Regions from separate parts of the Homo sapiens genome. Here region 1 is linked to region 2. A link is a loop called in an ENCODE intact Hi-C map of the cell type or tissue named here. Cell type or tissue: dorsolateral prefrontal cortex. All regions are shown on one strand. Each heading gives the region's core, and the rest is flanking DNA. Links, peaks and the distances in the headings are about the cores only. Region 1 overlaps TENM4 (teneurin transmembrane protein 4). Region 2 overlaps TENM4 (teneurin transmembrane protein 4).

The links. Peaks named below come from ENCODE experiments on the same cell type or tissue, not always from the same donor. Only the 100,000 strongest peaks of a DNase experiment are listed, where the experiment ranks them.
Region 1: a loop joins it to region 2, with 2.8 times the contacts of the local background. A loop is called at or near these places in 1 of 110 quality-filtered maps.

What each region holds. Positions count from the first base shown.
Region 1 is chr11:78,837,046-78,847,223 of GRCh38, forward strand. All of the region lies in intron 12 of TENM4 (teneurin transmembrane protein 4), which reads right to left. Among named protein-coding and RNA genes, the nearest start is that of TENM4-AS1, 250 kb to the right of the region's middle. In dorsolateral prefrontal cortex, for the core only: no CTCF peak of the experiment used is centred there; no DNase peak of the experiment used is centred there; H3K27ac peaks cover 548 bases.
Region 2 is chr11:78,782,627-78,792,804 of GRCh38, forward strand. It overlaps TENM4 (teneurin transmembrane protein 4), which reads right to left. Exons shown (of 34, transcript NM_001098816.3): 16 at 4,272-4,457. Among named protein-coding and RNA genes, the nearest start is that of NARS2, 210 kb to the left of the region's middle. In dorsolateral prefrontal cortex, for the core only: no CTCF peak of the experiment used is centred there; a DNase peak (open chromatin) is centred at 5,238.

The sequences.
Region 1 (10,178 bases), core at 3,199-7,198, 55 kb after region 2:
TTAGAAAATCCTAGCTCTTAGAGGTTTTAGGGTTGACAAAAGTGTTGTCTTTCTGATATGGTTTGGCTGTGTCCCCATCCAAATCTCATCTTGAATTGTAGCTTCCATAATTCCCATACGTTGTGGGAGGGACCCGGTGGGAGACAACTGAATCATGGTGACAGTTCTCCCATACTGTTCTCATGGTAGTGAATAAGTCTCATGAGATCTGATGATTTTATAAGGGGTTTCTCCTTTGGCTTGATTCTCATTCTCTCTTGTGTGCCACCAGGTAAGATGTGCTGTTTGCTGTTTGCCTTCTACCATGATTTTGAGGCCTCCCCAGTCATGTGGAACTGTTAGTCCATTAAACCTCTTTTTCTTTATAAATTACCCAGTTTCAGGTATGTCTTTATGAGCAGCATGAAAACAAACTAATACATTTTCACATCCCCATCAGAATCTTTGAAGCACCACATCAGGCTCAGCTTGGTAGATCCACTGGACTCCAGTGATCAACCTGATGAACCTTCTCCTGACCATACCCTGTAAATGGTGCCTTGGCTTCCAGGGAAGGAAGTGGGCAGGTGGAAAAAGCAATGGTCTCAGAGTTGAAAGACTTGAATTCCAGTTCAAACTCTACCTCTAAATATGTGGATTAGGCAAATTACCTTGTTATTAATACACATGTTTATATTGTAAACATAACTTCTGTTTTCTTTCTCTTGGACTGAAAATTATAAGCATTTTCCCATAGTTCAGACTTTTATGATAATTTTAATGGCTATATAATATTAAGTAGATATACTATATTTTATTATATGCTTTCTTATAATTAGACATTTGGATTGTTTCCAAATTGCCACAATTTTAAACAATGCTGTGATAAGTGTGCAGCTTTTCCTAGGTACTGGTTTATTTCTTTAAGAGATACTCTCAGAAGCTGAACATTTTTATGGTTTAATACAAAATGCCAAATTGCTTTCCCAAAGGGTTGTACTGATTTATGATGCAACTAGTAATATATATTGGTATAGTTCCACCGCAGCCTCAATGGGATTGGATATTAACTTGAAGGATTCTAACTTATTAGGCTAAAAAAAAGATACACCATTATTTTAATTTGTACTGCTTCAATTATTAGTGTGGTTAAACATATTTCATGTATGTTTATTGCGTACTATACATTTTTTAAAGCTTTTCTACACATAAGCTTTAGCCATTACCTGTAAGATCATAATGCCTTTTTTCCTCCCACAGCATCTGAGCTTTAATGTAATATACATATTAACTCTTGGTCACTCATGTTTACTGCATATATTTTCTTACTCTGTGATTTTTCTTATTTTGTAAGTTTTATAAGACATGTGGAAATTTTACATATTTATGTAAACATTTCTCAATCTTTTTCTTTGTGGTTTCTTCAGTGACTTTAGTGCTTAAAAGTCCTCTTCGACCCAGAGATATGTGAATATTGGGTTTTACCCTCTTCTAGCTTGACTTTTAAATATTTACCTCTTTAATCCGTCTGAAATTTATTTTGGCATATGGTATGAGGTGAGGTCTGAATCAGAGGTTGAAAATGAAAATTCCTCTAGGGGGCAGGCAGGTAAGTTAAAGGAGTAAAGCAGGCCAGGTACATGTAAGAAAAATGGAGGAGGTGGAGATGGGTGAATTACAGAGTATGAGTTCCATCCAAAGGGGGCAGGGCCTTGTTCTCACAGGAATTTTGGTCTTCTAATTTTTTAAGGGAAGCCATAAACCTGTAGTTTTATGGAGGGTCATCCAATGTTAAATAGTGGGCCAACACTGCAGGCTAAAACTCCTTCTCTGTGTCTTATCAACTGCATCCATCTCACTGAATGCCACTTTGCAGACTCGGGTTACATTTGATGCTTTTCCAAGTTATTGCAAAAACATTTATTGATCCAGCCTTCTCTTCTCCATTAATTTGTAATTCTTCATTTTTCAAATAATAAATTTTTACATGTAACTGGTAATATTTGTAGTACTTCACTAATCTGCTTGACTCCTATTCTCATTTATTAAGGATTTATGATATATTAAGATATTTAAAGATGAGTACCCTTTCATGATTCTTCTTCCTGTAATTTCTTCCATACTTTCATCTGTTTATTATTCCAGATGAAGTCTTTAGCCATGCAATCAAATCTCTTCAATTCCCTTTAGGATTCTGTTTGACATTCCATTAAACTTATAAATTGACATATTTAGAGTATTTCACCTTCCCATCTAGGAACATGTTATAGTTCCTAATTATTCATGTCCTGTTTTATAGCTCTCAATAAAATTTTGCAGTTTTTGTCACACAGGTCACATGTAGTCCTCATTCAGATGATACTTTAATTTTTATTGATTTTTTTTGACTGGGGCATTTTTCATTATATTTCATAAGTGGTTGTTGCAGGTATATGGGAAATCTATTGACTTTTGGAAAAGCTATCTTGTGCCCCAGTTACAAGTTCTGAATTCCTATTAAGTAAAATAGTTTTTCAGTTAATGTTTTTTTTTTCTCTAGGAATACAAACACACCCTTCACAAATAACGATGACTTTTTCTCAGCCTCTTGTTTCTATGTCATATCTTATCTTGGACAAAGCTTCTAAAACAATGCTAACTAATCGGTGCACCTTATTTTATTAGTGATTTTAAAGATAATTTTTCAAACATTTAACCAGGAACCATAATATTGACTTTTGACTAAAAGCTGATGTTCTTATGATGCTGTTTCTTTTTCTGTCTTTCGTTTTCAGTATTTCTATGACTTAGTATTGTCCTCAGAGGTGTTTCTGTTACTTAGTGAACACAAAAGACACATCTCAGCACGGTGCATTCAAAAGTGTTGGGGGCTTGCAAAATACATGTGAACCAGATACACCTGCTGGGGTCCCTAGCTCTGCCTCTGCCTGCCTTCAACACAACTCCCTGCCTAATCTGGAAAATGGAGATAGTAATTCTGACTGCATAAGTTGGTTATGAGAATTAAAATAAGTTAACGTAAATAAATTGTGCTTAGGGTAATATTTGGCACCTAAGAAAAGCTCAACAGATTTCACTTTCTTCCTCCATCACTTAAAAGAAAGAGATAATGGTAGAACAATCTCCCAAATGCAAGCTTTCCAAGGAATAGCGTGCACTTACAGGCCTGAGAAAACTCAAACTCTATTTGTGGAAAACATCACGTTAGCCTTCTGCTTTAGGTCACAGGGCTTTTTCTCACTTTCTCAAAATTATACAGTCCATCCCTTGTACCCTGACTAGACTCTCTTGGCCTATGACACAAATGAAAATAAAAAAAAAATCAGGCTGACATGTAATATGAACCAGGAATGAAACAAACTGGGCTTCTTTTAGCCGAGAACATGAGCATTGCTTAGATAAAGGCATGAACAAGCAGCTACTCAAACTAAAACCAGATGCTCAGAGGTTTCTGGCTTACAATTTGTTATAACCCTTCATATAACACTCATTGTGCTGGCGTTTCAACAGAAAGTCTTCTGCTCTGTTTAAGCAGCAAGAAACCAGCCCTAACCTCCCTCAAATTTGCCATCACTAAATCTTTGCTTAATTGTAAAGGAGCTCTTCCCCCAAACAGAGATTCTTGGTATATACTCTTCCGCCCAGAGAAGTGTCAGGGAGTGACAAAGCTCGCACCCTGCAGCATCCTCAGTCTGAACTGTCTTCCCAGTGTTGTATGAAAGGAAACACGGGGGTACTAAGGAACTGGGTACTGACTTGGGAGGGGCCCAGGAATGAAAGCCAGTGTGGATAGAGCATGATTCTTCAGGCAGACTGGCCTAGATTCAAATCCTGGCTCTGCTCTTACTCAATGTGTGACTGGGCAAGTTTGTTAATTTCTCGGAACCTTGTTTCATCATCTCTATAAAGAAAATAAGAGTTGTTCCTGCTTTCCCAGGTCTATTACAAACTTAAAGTTAGGTAATGCAGGTATAACACTTAGCATGCTCCTGGGACCCTGTAAGCCCTCAAAAATGTTAGTGCATGTTACTGCCAATAACAATAGCGAACACTTATATAGCACCTATTACATGCCAGGCACTGTTCTCCATATTTTACAATTAACTCATTTTAACTTCATAATTACCTTCATGAGTTGGGTACTAATATTATTGTCATTTTTCAGATAAGGAAACTGAGGCACTGATGGGTTATCTTTCTTGCCCAAAGTCCCACTGCTATTAAGTGGCAGAGACTGTATTCAACCAGCTACCTGGCTTCAAATCCATTCTCTAACCACTAAGCCACACTGCCTCTCTTTATTGTTATATTGCACACTATTTTATTTAGTGCCACCTTGAGACTGCCTTCACACAGAAGGGAACACACACAATTTAGGCCATAAGTGGGTTACTCTGTCAGGCAATCCATTTCTGGAAAGCACTGCTGACCCTGAGATCAGTGTGAATCCTACCCTGTATCCCACTCCCCTCCACCTTCAAGGTTGATCTCATCTTCCTTGCCCTCTCCCCATCCCATGGGAAGAGGTGTGTCTCCTCCTTTCCTAGGCTCCTCCTTCTGCCTCTGCCTGCCATTCCATGCCTCCCACCTTCTTCCATTAGTCATCTCCCCTCTCTCCTGGGCCTCCAGTCTTCCCCCCTGGCTCCTTTCCCACAGCTGACAGCACGTCCAGGGCTTCCCCACCTTACATAAACCTTTACTTGAACCTGCCTCCTCCTCAGGTTACTCCCATCTGTCTCCTTCCCTGCTCTGTCTAGAAGTAACTGTTTCCACTCTATGCCTCTCATTCACTCCTGAACTCGTGGTGACCCTGCTTCTGCCTGCACCAATGGGTGGAAACTGCTCCCAATGAGGGCGCCAGTGACCTCCTAATGACCAATGCCAGCAGCTTCTTTGTAATCATCTTCCTAAGTTTTCTCTACTTTTTCCCGTCTGTCTTCTGAACGTTGGGGCTCCATCCTTAACTCCTTGCTTCTTGGTTGATACATCTCCTCAGGTACTCTAAGCTCCACCTGCTACTCTGTTACACCCACACTCATGCTGTCCACCAGGTAACTGTCTCAAATTCAGAGCTATCTCCAAGTCAAGACCTACTTACCCATCTGCCTATTAGTAACTGCCAACAACTAACTTCCACTGGGAAGTTCCATTAGCAGCTCAACAACTAACTTCCCCTCCTTATTTCCTAATGTAATTAGTGATATCACCATCCATCTATTCTCCAAGGTCGAAACTCAATGCCTCTCCCTTACAAGGTAAAATACAAGTGGTCAATAGAACCAGCCTATAATGTCCTGGAATGTCTTCCCTCCTTTATACAAAAGCGGTGGCATTTGCTTTAGTGTAGGTTCTCTTCTCTCATCTAATCCCACTGGCTAAAGAAACAGTCTTCCAATTGGTCTCCCTGTCTCATTTATATATGTTGCTGCCAGCCAAAGATACCTATACAACACCCAACTCATGCTACATCTTCACTTAAAAACCATCCTGTGCTTCCCACTGCTTTCAAAACCAGACTTCCAAGCTGGCTAGCCAACAGAGACAAAGCCTGTCCCAGGCTGGCCTGAACCTCATTTTCCAGGCTCTCCTCTGGGTATCACCCTCTCATGTACTCCTCCTACTTCCAGTCTCCTGGACATACCAGGCACTCACACAACAAGCGCATACATGAGAGAGGACATGGTGAGAAATGTGTAGATATTAGGGTCAGACAGAACTGGATTCAAACTCTAGCCCCTTCACTAACTGGGTATTTAACTTCTGCCTAGTCATTTAAATATTCTGAGCTTCATTTTCCTATGGAGGGGTGGTAGGCAGAAAATATTTGCTTCATATGCCTATTGTAAAGGTTTGAAATAGTTTATGTAGGCCAGGTGTGATGGCTCATGCCTGTAATCCCAGCGCTTTGGGAGGCTGAGGTGGGAGGGTCACTTGAGGCCAGGAGTTCAAAACCAGTCGGGGTAACATAGAGAGGCCAGGCATAGTAGCTCACACCTATAATCCCTGCACTTTGGGAGGCCGAGGCGGGTGGATCACCTGAGCTCAGGAGTTCAAGACTAGCCTGGCCAACATGGTAAAATCCCTTCTCTACTAAAAATAAAAAATTAGCTGGGCATGGTGGTGGGCGCCTATAATCCCAGCTACTTGGGAGGCTGAGGCAAGAGAATTGCTTGAACCCAGGAGGTGGAGGTTGCAGTGAACTGAGATTGCACCACTGCACTCCAGCCTGGGTGACAAGAATGAGACTCTGTCTCAAAAACATAAAAATAAACATAGAGAGATCCTACTTCTACAAAAAATAATTTTAAAAAATTTAGTCAGGTGTGGTGGCACACATTTGCAGTCCTAGCTATTTGGGTGGCTGAGGTAGAAGGATTGCTTGAGTCCAGGAGTTCAAAGCTGCAGCGAGCTATGATTGTGCCACTGGACTCCAGCCTGGGTGACAAAGCAAGACCCTGTTGCTAAAAAACAAAAAAAAACAAGAAATAGTTTATGTTAAATATCTAAGATAATACTTAGATACAGTATGCATTGAACAAACAGTAGCCAAAATTATTAATTTTGCCAAGTAGTTCCAGAGAAGAATTTGTAAAGATTGAAAAGCCCCGAAACTAGAATGGGACATTGGAGAAGTTCCTTATGAACTCTGAAGAAAGCCAAATTTATAAGAACAAATAAAAGTTAGTGCTTTGGAATGTTCTGGAACTCACATTTCCATTTTTGAGTTAAGGAGTACTGGCAAAGAAAGATGGAATCTAGCAGCCTTGGGATGCATAAAGTCCTGAGGACAGAAAGAGCCTTCCTTAGCCAGGTACCTGGCAGTGCCTTGAAAGGGTGGCTGTGCCTTCATTCCCTCAAAGCTGCCGATAAGAAGTTCATGCCCATAACAGAAGCTTCTAGCTTGCAGGGAAAAACATCAGTGATGCCTGACCTTCTTGCTAGGTGTTCACTGACCCTCTGATGGGGGTCTTCCATGTTCCCTGTCTTGTCAGGCAGCTGGGCTCCAGGGGAAGTTACTGGAGTTGGATTCGAAGACTCGGCTTTATGTTGTGTGAGCCACTGGTCACAGACTGTTTCCTCATCTTTAAAATGCAAATAATGATCCTTTCCAGCCAGTTCATCTGTGTGGTTGAGCAGAGACTGCTACTATCTTATGGTCTTCTCAATTCCTCCTTGTTATTAACTGTGTCCCCTACCAAATTCATATGCTGAAGCCTAACCCCCAATGTGACTGTATTTGGAGATAGGGCCTATATGGAGATAACAAAGGTTAAGTGAGGCTCACAGTAGTGGGGCATTAATCTGATAGGACTTATGTCCTTATAAAAAGAGGAAAAGGCCGGGTGCGGTGGCTCATGCCTGTAATTCCAGCACTTTGGGAGGCCAAGGCAGGCAGATCACGAGTTCAGGAGATCGAGACCATCCTGGCCAACATGGTGAAACCCCGTCTCTACTAAAAATACAAAAATTAGCTGGTTGTGGTGGCGTGTGCCTGTAATCCCAGCTACTTGGGAGGCTGAGGCAGGAGAATCGCTTGAACCAGGCAGGTGGAGTTTGCAGTGAACCAAGATTGCGCCAATGCACTCCAGCCTGGCAACAGAGTGAGACTCTGTCTAAAAAAAAAAAAAGGAGGAAAAGACACCAGAGATCTCTTTCCCTCCATATATACACAGAGAAAAGCCCACATGAGGACGAGGACAAAGCAAGAAGGCGACTGTTGCCAGCCTGGAAGAGAGGCCTCACCAGAAACCAACCCTGCCAGTACCTTGATCTTGGATGTGCAGTGTTCAGAACTGTGAGAAATAAATTTCTATTTTAAACCACTCAGTTTGTGGTATTTTGTTATGGCAGCCCTAGCAGACTAACACACTCCTTTATTTCTTCTTTTTAGGGTGACTCTTTTCTTGTATTTTTCTTTCTGGATTCCCACTTCTGCTCTGGCCCCAAGTTGTTAATAATTATTTGTACACTGCTTTCCAGCTCACTAAGTACTCTTCTCAAAATATGTCCTTTCTGCCTCACAACCTCCTTCTACATGCCTGGCAGAGGTAGCAGCCCTCCTCTCTGCTCCCATGGAGCTCCCACAGACCCCTTTGTTGGCCCAGGCCACATTATACTAGAATTATTTATGAAAGGGTTGGTTCTCCCGATTGATTATAGGCTCTTTGAGGGCAAAGCTTCTGTTTTATTCACTGTGAAGCCTCTAGCACTCAGCAAAGTAGATGTTCAGCAAATGCTGAATACTTGACACATTTAGAAACACACTGAGTACCTACCACAAATCCTATGCTTTCACATCATTGTCAGATTCTCTAAAGTAAGTTTGATTCCCAAGGATAGATGAGTTTGGTGAGGGTAAGACTTATCCAAAATCCCACAGCTCATAACTAATACAGCCCGCATCTAAACCCAGGCTGGGCTGACTCCAAAGCCTTTGTCCTTTCCTCGGACCACACCATCTATCTGGTCAGCTCTACCCCCAACTGTACTCCTGCCTCCAACAACCTCAACTATCGACCACCAGTGCCAATTCCAGCAGAGATTCACATGTTACTTGCAGCTAGGTTATTCCTAAGAGGGTGTTACCGAACAGGCGGCCTCACATTTAATTATGTCCCACATATCAGTGGTGCTGTAAAGGGAAAGAAAAAATAATATCACTATGTGAGAACCCTCTCAAAGCTGCCGTTCTGTCAGTGGAAAAGCCAGCTGGCAAACGGGAATGAGCAACTGCCTTTAGCGACTGACAGAAAAAAAAAAGAGCTAAAAGAAAATAAAAATTTAATCATCAGTTATAAAAATTAAACCACTGCTGACAAAATATCTTCTATCAGAATCTACATCTGAATGGAGGATAGGAGCAGGGGTTCCTTCAACAGGAGTGAGTACCAGGTTAGAGATGTTCTATAAATAAGTCAGATGAGCGGACTGCAGGCACGTGGCCAGCACACTGTGAGCCTAGGAGGTGTGATGCCATGGTCTCTAAGACCCTATCTGTCTTGCTGATTCTCTGACTACGAGAGGGTATAAAGACACACATGGATGTCACCACTCCAGAAACTTGGATTTAGACCTGGTCACTGAGATGTAAGAGTAAGAATGTGTGTTTTGGATTGCTAACCTAACTCTGCTATTTCCTATTTATGAGATCTTGGCAATTAGCATTAGATCTCTGAGCCTCATTTCTGAATTAGGCTTCTACGTGTTTCTCTGGATATCTTTTCTAGGACGTGTGCTTACCACTTATCATTATTTATCTTTACATATGTGTATATATATTTGATGATTGTATTTAAACTTGAGAATCCATCTCAAACTGCCTCAGACCTGTCTATGAACACCATGGAGGCAGAAAGCATGGCTATTTTACATACCAGTGACAGTACATGCCTGCTCAGAACTGGCACATGAAAGGCAATGAGTAAACACGGGTTGAATAATGAACAAATGAACAGATGCAGTGTCTAGGTCTGTCTGCAACTGGCGTCTACCACTCTGGACTTGCTCCTGCTGTCTGTCCCCGTTAAAGCATCATGCAAGGTGCTTCGAGGCATAATGGAAAACGTCCATGGTTCCTGGATGATACAAAGAGACTGAACCAAGCCATTTTCCTTCCACCTCAATTACATGGGCAGCTTCTCCTTTTTCTCAGCTTCGCTTACCCTAACTTACTAGCCCATGAGAAACCTCAAGGCCAAGTACCATGTCTGCCTCCTGGCTATACCCAATGTCCAGACAAGGGTCTGGCACACAGTAAGAGGGGGTCTCAGTTGGTCTTTGTTGAACCAAACAGACCTGATGAAGTCTGTGGCAGACACTGCTATGTGCCTACCCCATATTCATTTCCCTTCTCTCTGAGAGAACCCTAATTTTGTTGAGAGTACCAATGTAGCAAGCTAAAAATATCCCCTTCTTCAGACTTCCTTATATCTCTGAGTGTCCAAGTGACACAGCTCTGCCAAAGAAATGTAAGCTGAATGTTTTAGGAAAAATTCTGCTTTCCTACTTCCTTATCTTTTCTTATTTTTCCTGCCTGACATGCAGACATAAGCCCCGGAACTATAGCTACCATTTTATGACCATGAGGTAGCAAGCATAAAAACAGCAGCCCATCTCCTAGACAAAAAGTGTGCACCAGAACATCAAAACTCTACTTAAATGCTACTCTAGTGGGGATTTTGGTTATCTGTATACCAAAT
Region 2 (10,178 bases), core at 2,958-6,957:
GTGGTGGTGCACACCTATAGTCCCACCTACTCGGGAGGCTGAGGCAGAAGAATTGCTTGAACCTGGGAGGCGGAAGTTTCAGTGATCCGAGGTGGTGCCACTGTACTCCAGCATGCGCAACAGAGTGAGACTCTGTCTTTTTTTTTAAAAAAAAAAAAACTGGACAAAGCACGGAAGATTTTGTGGCTTTTCTTTATAATTTCTCTTCATTGGGAAGTCTGGTTTTACTCACACAAGTAATTGCATCTTCAGGGTATCATTTTGATCTTTACCCCCAGAGGAAGCTTTTGTTTAAAAATCAGGACTTCTAGGATTGGACAGCTCTCCTGAAGTCTGGTAAATAATTCTGTATATGTGGTATCTTGAACAATCACAGCTTTAGAGTCAAGCTGGAATTTTATTAATGTAATCAGAAGCTGGCATTTTCTACAGGTGTTTTCTTTACTTTAGAGACAAGGGGCACTGAGGTAAATAGAAAAACCATGATAGAATTGATCCAAAATGTTAGTAGTGTTTTCAAAGAAATAGGAAAAAAATTAAACGCCTTGTTAAATTTAACTACGATTTTCAGCTTTCTCAAAGGAAATCAGAGGTCAAGCACCAGACTTCATGGATCCATAAAACTCCTTGAAAAGATCCAAAAATATGCACTTGGTGACTCTCTGTCAATCATATACTTGAGAAACAGATCCAAATCAATCCATCTTAGCCTGACTTCTGGACTAGGAAAACTGGGTTTCATATATGCAAGTGGGAGTATTAGTGCCATGTAAGTAACAGTAAAAATGAAGAATCCCTTTTTCTTCATGAGATATTTTTAGGAGCAGGTGACTCACTTTTGGGCTGATGGGTGTGCAGTTCTGTGGGCAGTGGAGGAGGGGGATGAACTTCTGTCACCCTTGGGGACCTACTCCAGCCACTCCATTCTGTGATTCATGGATAGAGAAACTAAAGCCTCAGGCAACTGCGTGGTCTGGCCCTGGTGCTTTTACCAAAGACCCTTCTTCAAGATGCAAAGAGACAGGTGATTCCTAACATAAGGAATTAGGATTGAATGTGAAATATTTTTGCTGTTTGACAAAAATACTGTCATTGAAGAGGATGCCACTGTCAAATTCCCTTTCATTCTGAAAACCAACCTCTCTTGAGAAGAATCATGTAGCTTCCATGAAAGATAAGGTGAGCCAAAGGCTCCAAAAGAAGATATTTAATTCCTACTATAATAATCTGCTCTGGGAAATGTCACTGGGGTAAAAAGGCTCTTAACGCTGGGGACTTGGCCATAAGGGGCCCAGATTTGTCTTGTTCTTTAAATTCTGTATTCCTGCTGTAAGGTCATCAAGCCATTCCTTCCTGTTTACGCAGGTCGGCAGTATGTAAATAAACAGGCCCTCTTTTTTTGCTTCCACTGCCTAGAGGTCTCGAAATCAGTGTCATGGATACCAGCTCTTTCTCTGGTATGGGAAATAACTATTGCAGCTAGGAGCTAGCTACACGATAATGACCTATTGTATGATAATGAAATCTGATAACAAGAGAAAATTTAACACTTTGAATTTCTAACTTTTCACATCAGCAGTTTTTTTCTTTTCCTAAATGACTCTCACAGGGAGTAAAGTTCTCTGGAAACAAGGAAATGCTTCTTGTTACCATCAAAGACTAAAAATGGATTTCCCCTTCTCATTTCTATTTCAACAAGAAAAGGATGGGACCATTGTTTCTCTACTTTGCCTCCCCTCCCCCTTCCCTTATATCCTACAGGGTTATTGAAGTGTTCCTTCAGCACGAGGGTGGTGAGTTTCTCATGGGGACGCAGCTGGCCACGGGCAGAGACCCACAGAGAGAAGGTTACCATGCAGGAAAATTAGACAAGGACGAAGAAAATGCTCACCACACAATGAGAGGTATTAATAGAATTCCCAGCCAAAGTCCTTTCAGCTGAGCCACTATGACTAGTCTATTGCTTCTTCAATGTCCTATGACATTTCTTTGGTATTTAGGACCGTCAACCTTATTCTTATATTGTGCACATTTACTTTGATGTATTTCTTATCTGGAGGGGAAAAGGTATCTGCATCCCCAAGGTGGAATCTGTTCTAGAAGAGCGACAACAGAGCATACAGGGGAGGTAGAAGTGGATGGTTTGACTTCTTGGCATCAAAATAAAAGGGACATTCTTAAGGCCAGGCTGATGAATATCCAGAAAACACTGCCTGTAAAACAGCCTGCCCACAAGCCCCAACATGAGTCATGTGTGACTAGACGAAGGGAGAGGTTCCCTAAGATGAGATGCGTTTATCTTATAACATTTTTGTCCAACATTTGCAAACGTTTTGGAGTTTGGTAAGATGAGCTGAGGACTCTGTAAGCAAGAGACAGCAAACAGAATGGGCCCTCTCTGGGCTCTGGTTTTTTTGTTTCTGTTTTTGTTTTTTTTTTTTGTTTTTGTTTTTTAGATAGGTGTGGGCTTTCTTCTGGGCTGGGAGGTTGAAAGGTTGGTTCATCCTCAGTCATGCAGAAAAGGGAAGGTGAGGGGAAAGCAGAGTTTAAAGAAGAGGCCCCCTCAGATGACCAGGGCCACTTCTCACTAAGGGGTTTCCAGGACAAGTGTAAGGGAGGATGACACCGATATAAAGAAGCCATCAAGGTGCACACAGTAACATGACGCAGCACAACCTGCAGTGGCTGCCATTGTGATGGAGTGGCTCTGTTGAGGGTGGAGGCTGGGCAGATTAGGTGAGGGACTCTGAGTGCAGCTGCCACGACAGGGCACAGTCTCCAGGAGGGACAGGAGCAGATGCCTCAGTGGAAAACCAGGACTTTATCGTGCAAGGGCTGCAGAGTAAGCAGCTGGTAAGGAAAAATCGAGTGTCAAATTCCTGCTCTACCTCTTTGAAGTTCCGTGACCTTAAGCCTCAGGTCCTTGAAAATGAGGAAATAATACATACTGCTTCACAGGGTGATTGTAAGGAGGATAAAATAATGCAGCTAAAGTTCTTAGTGCAGCTCTCGGCACGTTGTGAATACTTAAAAATCAGAAGCCATTATTATTATTAATATTAATAAATGTAAGGTATTCCATGGCCAAAACCCAGGGATGTTGCAGGGGCAGGGACCAAGGATACAAACTAATGTTAGGCTTCAAAACAAAAACAATGAAGACTGAAAAAACCCTCAAGGGGTAAGAGGTAGCTCTGTTTGCTCAAAATTCCTTTGTCTCTCCAAAGCTGTGGGGCTTGTCTTCCAGTTTCTCTAAGACCCAAGAGGTCACTTTCTAAGCCAGAAAGGTACCTGGAATCCTGCCTTCTAAAGCCATGTGCTCACCATCTGATCACAGACCCTTCATTTAAAAAAAAAACCAAAAAACAAAAAACAAAAACGGAAGGGGAAGAAGCTAAAACACACATATATACACAAACCGGTTGATTCAATAAAGAGCTTTTGGTGAGTGCTCATTCCAGGATAATAAACCAAGCAAAACGTCTGGCTGAGTTTAAAATCAACAAAACCGGCAGGAAAGGCAGAAGGAAGGGAACGAAGTGATCAGCTTGTTTTCAGAGCTGCTTCAGCAGGAGCTGGTGCCGAGGAGACCCCAAGGGAGGGGAAAGGAGACAAATGCAGACAGGATGGAAGCTGAGGACGGGGGAAGATCCCAGGCCTAATGGACTCCAGATGTGGCCTTAGGGCCTGTGGGGAGCTCTCCCCAGGATTCCAGACCTCTTGGGGAATTCTGACCTAGGAGCCCAGTGGGCATGGAGGGCTCAGAGCTAAGCCCCAGCCATCCCAGCAAGATAATGCATTGGATAATAATGGCTGCATGTACTGGGCACTCCACTGTATGCCAGCCTTTGCTAAGGTCTTCACATGTATTATTATCCCCATCTTACGAGTGAGGAAACTGAGGCTCAGAAAGTTGACGGGGCTTGCCCATAGCTGCTAAGAAGTGCTCATCTGCCTCATTCCTCAACACAGAGCTCCCTGACACAGATCCATACCGCATGTAGCCTTGGAGGAGCTAAAGAGCAAGGTGTGCTAACCAGCTAACCAGGACATGGGAAATGGAAATTGGGAGTAATAAGGTTGAAAATACCAAATCGTGAGTTTAAATCCAACCGATGGCTAGGAAATGCCAGTCATAATACCTCCAGATGAAAGGACTTTCTTCCCCATCCCCACATGCGATGAGGGCCCAGGCTGGCCCTGAAATGCCCCAACAGACAAAGATGTCCTGCAGACCAGAGAAGGTACCCGGGGACCTCGGCCCGCCATACCGATGGTGCAGTGTTCGCCATTCCAGCCAGGGCTGCACTCGCACTTGCCGTCGCGGCAGGTCCCATGCTCGGCACAGCGCGGGTGGCAGGCCCGCTGGTCGCAGGCTGCCCCCATCCAGCCATCCTCGCAGCGGCAGGTGCCCCCTACGCACACGCCATGGCCACCACAGTCGGCAGCACAGATCTCTGTGGGGAGGAGCAGAAGAAGGGAGGACACCAGGGCCAGGATGGGAGGCAGTGGCCAGAGGGGCAGGGGAGAGAGGAGAGAGAAAAACAACAAGTATTGAGCAAGTTATTGTTGGAAACCAAAGTCACACTTGGCTACATACCTGGGCTTCTGTGACAGATCAGGATTCCAGAGGCTCGCGAGACTAATCTCCGTGGACAATGACCCTCAGATGAGAACAATTCTCTGGGCAGAAGCCTGCCCTGTGCCTGTTTCCCCACCAAAAGAGGAAGGATTGTAGGGCTCTGCTCAATTTGCTTCTCCTTCTTGCCAACCTGTCCCTGCCTTTGTGCTTGCCCCTTCCAAAGGGGACCGGCATTCTGAACAGACATCAGGAAAAGTCAAATGTAATTAAAAACCAGTTATGTGTGAAAACAAAGTAAGGATGAGTCCCCTTCGCCCAATGAAGTGCTTGTGGTCTGGCTGGGCACGTGATGAGTTCTGGGGCCTGCATTTCATGACGGCCTGGACTCTGATTGAGGTTGGGGTGCGGGAGGGAGGCTGAACCCCAACCCCATGAGTATACTCTAGGTTGTTGTCCAAAACCTGCAGTTTGTTCTGAGCTTTTGCTGGGTTTATTCTCTTTCAGCTTCCTGCTTCCTCACCCCAACTCCAAGAACCATCTAAATGGGGTTTCAGATCCAAAGCAAATGGTTTGGAGGGGGGCCCTTCATAGCCAGAGTGGAGCTGCCCACCCTTCACAAAGGCACATCTGTGAGATGGTGCAAAACACACAGGGCCCGATTCACAAGCCCCTCAGGCTCCAGGCCAGCAACAGCTTCATGCTTACTGCAGGGAGCGGTGGTAAAGTCTTCCAAAATACAACTGCTCTTTAGGAAACAGGTTGAGCAACCATGTCCACTGAAGCTCTCTGCCAGGGCTCTGAGGGAGAGAGACTGACTTGATTCTCATGCCTCGTGGCCCCACATGCTTCAAATTCACATGAAAATCTCAATCCTTTTCATTTCTTTCAAACTAAATTAGCTGGCACCTCTGTCAAGGTGCATTTGCTCATCTCCCTTCCAAACTGCATGCTTAGTTTAGAAGCTGCTAATAATCTTAGCTACTTTGAAAAAGAAAAGAAAACAAAATTAGGTCTCAGAGGCTCAGACCTTCCTACCAATCTACAAGACAATGAATAAAATGTTTGAGAATTTAACAAATAGTACGAGTCCCCATGTATGTTGTGTTCCTGTGCCAGACATCCTGCCAAGCACATTACCTCAAAAGGGAGGTACTTATTACGTGCAGTAACACATCAGATTCTTCAGCTGTAAAGTGGGAAGGGACATCTCTGACCTGGAGCCAGGGACCTGGATCCTATGCCAGGCTCAGGAGCTTCTGAGCTGTGTGACCTGGGGCAGGTCCCTTGACTTCACTGAGCTACGGTTCCTGTCTGGAGAGTTCCTGGTCCTGTCAGACAGTTCCTTGTCTGGAGAGTGTGAGCTGCATGATGCTGCCTTGCAGCAGCCCTTTGCTGACCTAACTGGGCTCTGGCGAGCACCCAGTGAAGTGGATGACAAAAAGGCATGACAAAGATCAAGCAACTCAAGAAAGGTTTCCTGAATTGAGGTCAGCACAGTGAACTTCAGACAGGGAGTCTAGGAGGTTTGTGAGATCTATACCTGCTCAGCCACTAATCTACTGTGTGGCTTTGGGGAGGTCACTTCCTCTCTTCTGGGTGTCAGTTTCCTCATCTGTTGCAGGTGGAACCTAATGGTATTTAAGATCCCTTCAGGCTGTAAGAATGTGGGATTCTATGACAGAGCACCCTCCCTGTTAGACAGTGTAATCTACCCCCAAGACCTGGCTGAAAAGCACCCCCTCCTCTGAGAAATCTCCTGTAATTCACCCTGTGGGTTATTCACTTGTTTCTTTCCTTCCCATTTTTACATGGTAGAGTGGTTTTCTGTTTCTTTGTCTGTCTTATCATCAGACTAGGAACCCGAGGCTGGTCTAATTCCTTTGATCACCTCCATCCCGGGTACCAAGCACAGATCCTGGTATAGAATAGACCTCTTACTAAGGTTTGTTGGATGATGGATGAATTACGGTATGCCTGGGGCTATAGGTGCCTGAGAATGGTAAACATTCACCACACCCCACTTAGCCTGGCTGAAAAGTCCAACCAGGCCCACCTGTCTGTTTCTCTCTAGCGACCTGCCTGTATGAGACTGTCCCACGTGAGGACAGGGCTGCGGAGCTATGTCAAGCAGCCCCCTAGGATGTTGTTCAAGCTCTTTTCCTTTCTTGCTCACATAGACAAACACTTGGGCTTGCCTCAAGATAAAGAATGACAATCTCCAGGCCCCAGGATATCCTAGGTCCTGTCTCTGTAATTCCCATTTCTTCTGTACAACATTGAAAGGGCAATGACTTCCTGGTGACTCTGGAGGCTGGGCCTGGGGTCAGGGCTGGAACTTTCCCTTGAGGGCCCTTGGAGAGATGAAAAATCAGCTTAGTATTTGTTTGGGTTTACTCAGCACTTTTGCCAGGTGGTGGTTTATGGTGTGAAAGTAAACAGCAGAAAGCATACTATTCACTGAGGTGTGAGCCAGGAGAGGGGCGGGCTGCTGGGGCCAAAGCCATGGTGTTTTCAGGCAGCAGAGCACATGGAGCCCATCAGGGACCAAGAGAAGAGGCAGGCTTTTCCCCACAATGAACTTCCAGACTTCAGGTCTTAGCTAAAATGTACTTCATTCCTTTATTAAGTCACCTGGAGACAGTACGGACAAAAGACAGTAAGACTTGGAATCAGATGTGATTCCAGATCTCAGTTTTGCCTGCTCTATGACCTACTCAATAGCTGTAAGCTTCCTTTTCTTCCTCTGCAAAGTGGCAATGATGATGACAACCACTTCAGAGGCTTCTTCCTACCTTATATATAGTAGGTATCAATCAATTCATACTAATTCATGTATTCTTCTAATAATATCCACACATGCCTACTATATGCCAGAGACTGTACCTGGTGCTAGAAATACAGAGGTCAATAAGATATAATCTCTGCCCCCCAGGAGATCTCAGTCCAGATAAAGCACAAACTAATATTGGCATTCAAAAGATTATCCAAATAATCTATAGCTATGACTCATGCCTGCACCTTTTTGCTATGTACAATGAATTAAAGAACATGGAACTTAGGGTCAGACAAGTCTGATCTGCCTATGGCTTTACCACTTACTGGCTGGGTAATCTGCAAGCTGCCAATTATGCAATTCATTGAGCCTTGCTTTCCATTTCTGTAAAATGGGGTTGATAATTCCCACTTCACCAATTTCACAGGGTTGGTGTTAGATCAAATGAGGTAATATGTGGGAAAGCCATTTTTTATTTAACTAATGCTCACATCAAGTTTTACAGTTTGCAAAGCACTCTTCATGGACAATTTCTCATTGAACTATCACAACAAGGCTGTGAAAATGCCTGGCTATTATCCTTCTTAGTGGTGTGGGTACTGAGGCCCAGATAGTATGAGAACATTCTATGAGGTCATGTGATCATCTAGTGTCTTTTCATTGTTTTGACAATCCTTGGAACAGTACTTCAAGGCAGACATTTCACAGATAAGGAAACGAAGCCTCAGAACAGGCAAGGAACACTGACCTGTCACAGGTGGGCTTCCCTTTGAGAGAAACTCTCAGCTTTTCCAGCAGATCCCCACCTCCTGCCACTCCTGGCCCTGCTTATCCTTTGTTATATCCAAGTCAGACCCTGATATATGTGAAATGAAATGAGGTCCTCTACACAGAGTTTCCCAGGCACTTAGTCTCACCCTTCCCATCTGGAGACTACTGCTCTGTCCATCCAAACACTCAACTTCCTTGCCAGTTTACACTAGACATGCTCTCCTGGCATGAAGTTAAAGTGGCCTGGTGACTGGGCACTCCTCCACCAGCCCTTTACAAGCTGGGTTGTGAGCTCTTACACATTTTAATGGAAGGGCCCTTGATGTTTATGGGGTGCTAACTGAAGGTAATACAGCTTGGGAGTGCTTGGATTCTCTGCAGATGGGCCCATCTGACTGAGTGAAGAGACCCACAGACTCAAGATGAGAGTAGAAACCTGTGATGCTACTTTACCATTTGGCCTCAAGTCATAGTCCCTATTGTTTCTTTTTTTCTTATTTTCAAATACCTTGAAACAAAAGGAACTGTTTTATTTTTCCTTCTCAGATTCTGCTTTGACATTAAAGCAGATAAAATTTCCTGAAGTGGCTAGTGAAAGCTAAACAGGACTATGCTAAAGAATGTGCTTTGACAGCTCATATGTCTTTTACATAATGTAAGTGGTCCTTTGTGAAATGTGGGTTACAGCTCCTCTCCTAGTCACAAGTTCCCTTATGTAAAACAGGGATGACGTCAACTACTATACTTTGGAGGACTGCTGTAGGAATTACTTTCATTTGGTTGATTTCTTGGGTGCTCCCTGTGTGCAAGCCCCACAGTGGGCACTGGAGATCCCATGGTGATTATGACAGGCATGAATTTTTCCTTGACCTCAAGGAGTTTACATTCTAGCATGGCAGACAGATATAACCTAAATCAATTTAGCATGAACAAAAGTATAGCTTCTAACATAGTGCCTGGCACATATTCAGGATATAATAAATACACACATTTTTATGAGAAAGGAGATGTAGTGGCAAGTACACTAGACTAAACTTAGAAGACCAGATATGAATTCTGACGTTTGCAACATACCCAATAACAAGGGAGGGTTTGATAAATGCTAGTTGGCTTTCACATGACCAACATCAGAGCTTTCTGAATTAATGGAGGAGGGCTGGGGTCTGGGAGGAATCTTTTGAAGTACTAGGAGTACACAAGCCATAGAGGAGACTTGAGTTCAGATTCTGACTCCCCAGTTTCCTAGCTGTGGGTACTTGGGGAACTTAATCTCTCTGAGACATAATTCTTTACCCCTAAAATGAGGAGAGTAATAATGGTCCCCCTCTAGGATGAGTGGTGACAACTGAAGAAAATAGTTTATATGAAAAGCTCTGTGTACACTATGCTGTGTATGACTAATTGATGAGGACCTAAGATGATTCCATCAGCACAGCTCCAAGTAACCCAGCAGAGGAATGTGTTCCTGAAGAATGAAATATTTGCTTTTCTAGTAGTGGTCTCAAACTTTGGGGCTACTACTAGAAAAGCATGCTCTTCCTCTGGTCACCTAGCATGGCATCATCAGCCAAGAGTATCAAAACCTAGGTAGAAGCCATTTGTATTTGTAGCCTGGACTTCCTCTCAAAATCAGAGGAAAATCTCCAACTGTCCAAAAATTCCTATTCCAAGCTTACAGAGTTCTTGATTGAACTGTACAGGCCCTTGGAGATGAACCTGGCAACACGTGAGCTCTTCCCCTACAGAAAGTCAAACCCATAGCACCACCCTTTCCCTACCCCACCTCTTCCCTGCCTCACCCGTGCACTGTCCTCTCTCTAGATTGGAAGCCCACCTGATGGGAAGATCAATGTGGTCCCCTGGCACTAGCACCAGGTGTGGCCCAGCATGGCTTTCAACAAATGTTTGTTGAAAGAATAGATGAATGAAAAAAGCTTTAATGGAAGAGGTGTATGTCGGTTGATGCGACTCTATCTCAGTGCCACGTTGTACACAGGTTATTTTGTTAAATATATTATGTAGAGGCTCAGTGTCCTTTGTGCCTAAGCTTCT